Linked DNA regions of Mus musculus: region 1 is linked to region 2. The links are chromatin contacts, found by Hi-C or POLR2A ChIA-PET in ENCODE. All regions are on one chromosome and are shown on one strand. Each heading gives the region's core, a stretch centred on a gene start or an enhancer-like site at or near the end of the contact. The rest is flanking DNA. Distances are from core to core; before and after follow the strand shown.

Region 1 (2,892 bases), core at 36-2,535, 420 kb after region 2:
ATACTCACATTAAAAGCAATGTAGCATTTTTTACTAGCAGGAGACATAATTCCGGATATTAAAATAAAATGGACCATACAGTAGTTTGTTTATTTGGCTTGCAAGTTCACACTTAGTTTCTAGCCACTCCTCGGCATCACTTGATGAGTGTGCCAACCAAGCAACATGATAGTGGGAACTTCATACAATTACAGAAGTACTGTAAATTTAACTAACAGTATTCACCACTCAGGTGTATACATTGGATATATAGTTACACACCCCCAGTTACTGTAAATTTAACTAACAGTATTCACCACTCGGGTGTATATATCGGGTGATATATAGTTACACACCCCCAGTACTCGATAACACTAAAAACGCCTTCTGTCTTAATTTTCCGGGGCAAATGTGTTCACGCCTCCTATTTTGACTCCTTGGCTTCAGTGCTTTCACCTGCTGGCCATTTCAGACCAAGCACTCACTCTTTTCCAATACCTAATGTCAAGTCAGCTATTCAAAAGGGTTCGATGAGGTGGGCTGGCTTGCACACCTGGCTACACTCTCCACAAAGAACACAGAAGAACACCCCCACCCCGTCGGGTTCCATCTGCAAACTGCTTCCAAACTCCAGTCTCCTACACTTTGCTCGCCCTCTGTTCTGGATTCTACCCAAAGGGGAGCTCCCTCTGGCTACGGTTTTTAAAATCGTGTCAGCTGTGAGCAGAGGCTGAAGTTGAGTTGGTCTGGGGGTTACCATTAAAGGTGGGGAGTGGGAAGAAAGGGACCTCTTTCTCAGCTGGAGTGAGTTACCCTAGTCCAGATGAACTTAAACCCACCATCCTCCCCCAAAACTGCTAGACGCACGCACCGCACCCTGGAGCACACAGGAACACACACAATGATCTCTGGATGCAAAGCGGCACGGGGAAGTTCTTGCAGCCGGCTCTGAGAAAGGGACGGATAAGGATGGAAAGGAAGGCAGCACCCCCCGGAGGCCGACAGGACCTCAGCTGAACTATGCCACTCGGAAAGACAGGAGGGACCCGGGCACGGGGCCCCGGGGCGCGCTACTTACCCGGTCGGGCGGCGGCCGCGGTCCCTCGCGAGTCCCGGGCGCAGCACAACTTGCTGTCTTTCCCTGGCGGGGACAGCGCGGCACCAAAGAAGACTGTCTTTCTTGCCTTTGCCACTATCCCGACGGAGATCGAGGCGAGTCTGGAGAGCTGGGGTGGAGGGTCAGGGGGACCCACCCGGAGAGCCCGCCGGCTGCGGCCGTGCGGCCCGGGAACACGGTGGATGCCGGCTCCAGCTTTGGCAGGCGAGGCACGCGCCGCCTCTTCCCCGCCCTCCCTTTGCCGCTGTCCCCTCCCCTCGGCCCCGCCGCGCAGTCCTGGACGCGCGAGAGTGGGGGCGGCAGACAGACTGAGAATCCAGGGAGAAAGTTGCTCGCCTTCCCCGCAGCTCCCCGGGGGCGCCGAGGCCACACCCGACCCCTGTTTGCTTTTCTGGGTCAAACCCTGGGGTCTGGGGCTGCAGTGTTCGCGCGGCCTTTATGAGGACCAGGATGGGAAGTAGCCTCAGAGATGGGGAGAGCGATGTCTATGAGCTTTAAGGGGCTCTTGAGAAGTGGTCACTTTGGAGGGCAGAGAGCATGACGGGTGTGGACATAGGAAAGAGAAGGCTGGGCACGCCATGCGAGGCTGCTGGATTCCGTGGGGGCAAAGCCAGAAAGAAAGAAGGCAGGCTACTCCCCTGCCAGCCTCTCCCAACAGCTGCAAACCTTTGGGAACTTCTTTCAAGACATTTCTCTTCCTCTTTTTCCTCTTCCTCTTTCCTGGGTTTCCCCCCACTCCCTTACCTCCCCTCTCACCCTCTCTCCTCTTTCTGCTACCCTCCTTTCTCCTCCCGTCCCCTTCCCTGCCTCTTACCCACTCCACTCCCCAACCCATGATCAGCTTTAACATCTATCTACACAACCTTTGAATTTCCTTTCTGAAATCTGCTCCTTTTGATTTCTTCTCAGGCCCTGCCCAGTTCTGACTTGCCATCAGCCTTTTTAACCCTTCGGAAGCCAGAGCCGTATTCTGTGGGTGACTGACTGACCTCTGGAGTCTCCACAGAGGACAGTTATTTTAGGAAGCTGCCATCTGGGACCAGCAACTTTTGAAGTACATACTTGCCTAGATGCAGTTTTTGTGATGTGCCTTTTTCAAAGCAGCTGGAAGTAATAACTGGGTAGGAATATATTTCATAATAAAATTTCGAGTGCACCATTGAATTGGGCGGCATCAGCTGGAGACAGGTTGTTTCAGGATTGTTTGAAAGGTTTTAAGTGATTGATTCCAAGCCTTTCCTTTGTAGGAATAGGATACAGGTAATGAGCCTCCCAGGAAAGCGATGTAATACACATTAAGTTTATCACAATAGTCTTGAGAAGAGGAAAGAATAGTTCCTGGGAGACATTTGGCAGAGTCTGGAGATATTTGGGGTAAGCATGACCCATAGACTGGGAAGGCCCTACTGGCAGCCAGTCCATAAAGCCAGGAGTCTGCTCTGTAACTACACAGGGCACACCCAGAATCATCTAGCTTGAAGTGTGAGTAGGGCCAAGGCTGGGAAGTCATGTTTCAAAATGTCACATGGTTTTTAGCTCACCCATGAACCTCAGGTTTAGAGATCTGGATTTGAAGTTTTCCTTTGTTAACGTACGTTTTTTAACTCTGCTTGTGCAAATCACCAGTTATTGAGCATGGTGGCCATATAATAACAGGTCTGACTTGTAGCTAAATACCACCGCCTGGCTATCACATATCTCATATCTATGTAATGTGGAGGTAGCAGATACCAGCCTAGACAAAATTATACAGTGGCAGCCAGACTCACCCACACACAAACACTCACTCACACACT
Region 2 (2,784 bases), core at 132-2,631:
CCAGTGCCTAGTCACTCCTGTTACCGAACCATGTTAACATTGAATAAATGTCAGTCAACCAAAAGCTCAGTTATTACGGATTTACAGTTGGCTCCGGGGCTGTAGGTAGTACAAACGTAATTCCCGTACCACAATGACTTCCCAAGTTTAGCAGTGAGGTGGTTTATCTTCTATTTAAGCGGTGCAACGGACCAAGATGCAAGTTCTTACGTTACACAGGAAAGTTCAAGTTCCTCTGCTGACTACACACAACACCTCAAAGAAAGTAACTCACGACCATTATTATCTCAGACGAATTTCAGGGAACAAGGTCAATTACCTTTCGAATTTCATCCAGCACCGTCTCAAAGGACTTTTTGTCCATCTTGAGTACTATTCCGTCGTGACGTCTCACAGTTCTTGCAATTACAAAACGCTCATCCCAGGTTCGTCTCGTGGATAATACACCAGGAGGAGAAAGGAGGCGAGGAGGTAGAGTATTGCAAACTGCACCAAAACAAAACAAAAAATCCCAGAACGAAAACTTGGAAAAAGTTGGGTTTTTTTTTGTTGTTGTTTGTTTGTTTTTTTAAATAAAAATCAGACTTCAGTAGCTTCTTCACACAAAGCTTCAGCTGCTCAGAGCAGAGCGGGCTTGTGCGTTTGCAGAAATCAGGGCTCCGGAGGGTGCCGACAGCCGGGTGCTCCGGGGAAGGCCGCCGAGCCACGCTCCGCTCACCGCCGTGATCCGGGACACGTGGCCCCGCGGGCGCTCAGACCCGCCGATCCGCCCGATCCCGGGGTCCCGCAGCTCCGGCAACCGGCGGCCCCCGCAGGTCCTTTGTTACGGGCTTTCGTAGCTTCCGGGAGCGGGCGGGCGGCCGGGGCGCACTAGGAGCCGGACGAAGGGGGCCAGAGCCTTGCGAAGGGAGGCTCTCGAGCACCTCAGCGCTCATACGGCCAGGCGCCCAGCGGGTGCTCCCCTAAATGCCCCACCAGCTCCAGGGGACCTTTGATAGAGCGTGTCGCGCCCACAAGACGCAATGGTGCACCGCCACCTTAAGTCGCTTTTGCACAAATGATTAGTTTGGGGCGTCGGGGGGGGGGGGCGGGGTCCTAGTGTGGGAATATAGGCGTCCACGGCAGAAGCCTGAATGCTTGTGGAGCAGACGTGACTAAAGTCCTTTTCGGAGCGTGGTAGTCATTGTTTTAGTGTCACGATCCCCTAACTCTTCAGTTTCTCGGTGCTCTGTTTTGCTTCTTGAAAGTGAGTTTAAAGGAGCGAAGAGTAAGTAGGTCAGGAAGATCTGCGGACGCCGCCATCCTAGTGGCCAGGAGCACCTCGGCGTGGGGACCAGGGTCACTCGCTGGGCGCCTGACTCGGGGCGGAGCAAGGAGCAGGACACCCGGAATTAGTCTTCGGCGGTTCTCCGGTCGAGTTTCCCGGTGCTTTAGTCTGCCTCTGCCCTAGAGCCGGCTTCAGGCCTCGCTGACTTTCGCCTCCCAGACCCTCGCGATGGCGAGAGCCTGGGTCTGCCTGGCGGGCGCCGCCTTCTTCCTTTCCTGTCTGGTTTTGCATTCGCGCTTCTGTGGCTCGCTGGTAAATAGCAGGCAGAAGGCTGTGGGTGTGGGTGCCACCGAGGGGTACAGCCCCTGGGGTCCCAAACCTGCTCCCCTGGGGCTCAGCAGCTGACGACTCGTCCTCTCATTTAGTGTAAAAAGAATGCACGTGGGGCTGGGGAGGTGGCGCGGAGGTTGGGAGCTCGAGCAGCTTTTTCAGAGGACTCAGGTTCGATTCCCAGCACCAACTTGAAGGCTCACTCTCTCACTGTAACTCCAGTTCCAGGGAGCCTGATGCCCTCTTCTGGCCTTTGTGGGCACATGGTGCACATAAACTCACCCGAGCTCATGCACACAAGTCTAAATAAAAATAAGTAAACATCACACACACACACACACACACACACACACACACACACACACACTGGATTTTCCCCAGCTCTTACTACACTCTTAAGTCACACACACACACACACACACACACACACACACACTGGATTTTCCCCAGCTCTTACTACACTCTTAAGTCATCATTAGACTTTTCTTATGGTTGTTTTGATCTTTAGATATACAATCTTATTTCCGGCTACCTTCTGGTTGTCGAACTGAATCTGAGTATTTTGATTTTATTTGAGGTTTCAAGGACATTTTCTTTTCACGTTTCCTGGAGAATGGAGGACCCTCTTTTCCGGCTGGATTTGGGTTGGCCCAAGAATTCGGAATACTTCACTGGTGCAACATTTTGTGTTGCAGTTGATTCCCTCAACGGGTTAGTTTACGTAGCCCAAGTAAGTAGAATGCATTTTTTTTTTTTTTTAATATGTGAGCCTGTGAGGTCAAGAGAGACCAGAGTGTTAATGCGGTTATCAACTACCAGTGGTTTCCAGGATTGAACTCTGAGTGTCAGTCTTGCTTAGCAAACACTTTCATCTGCTCAGCCATCTCTTCAACTAGAGATTTTTTTTTAATTTTAATTATATACATTCAGTTTGATCACAACAGACAGGAATAATAAAAGAACAGTCAATCTGAGCATGACAAAAAGGAAAAAAAGAAGATGAACAGAAAGGAAAGAAGTGTTTCCCACCTAGATAGCCTGCTGCATTTATAGTATGCTAACTATGCAATTTAATTTTGAGTTGGCTTCAAGTGCACATTTTAGATTTGTATGCATTAGAAATTATTAAGTTTTGAAGTTAGTGCTTTTTTTTTACACACTTCTAAATTTCTTATTATACTTTCATT

Evidence for each region. A loop is a pair of places that touch in the nucleus more often than their neighbours do. ChIA-PET counts read pairs that join two places held with the same protein, here RNA polymerase II (POLR2A).
Region 1: POLR2A ChIA-PET joins it to region 2 with 20 read pairs in Patski. The contact joins the promoter of Lhfp here to the promoter of Nhlrc3 in region 2. A Hi-C loop is called at or near these places in 4 of 37 maps with a recorded cell type or tissue (T-helper 17 cell, T-helper 2 cell, mature B cell and 1 more). POLR2A ChIA-PET finds 5 or more read pairs at or near these places in 2 of 5 experiments (Patski and embryonic stem cell).

What each region holds. Positions count from the first base shown.
Region 1 is chr3:53,039,940-53,042,831 of GRCm38, reverse strand. It overlaps Lhfp (lipoma HMGIC fusion partner), which reads right to left and starts at 1,285. Exons shown (of 4, transcript NM_175386.3): 1 at 1,058-1,285.
Region 2 is chr3:53,461,855-53,464,638 of GRCm38, reverse strand. Nhlrc3 (NHL repeat containing 3) reads left to right here and starts at 1,381. Exons shown (of 7, transcript NM_172501.2): 1 at 1,381-1,579; 2 at 2,175-2,327. The coding sequence starts at 1,496. It overlaps Proser1 (proline and serine rich 1), which reads right to left and starts at 844. Exons shown (of 13, transcript NM_173382.2): 1 at 320-844. The coding sequence starts at 364.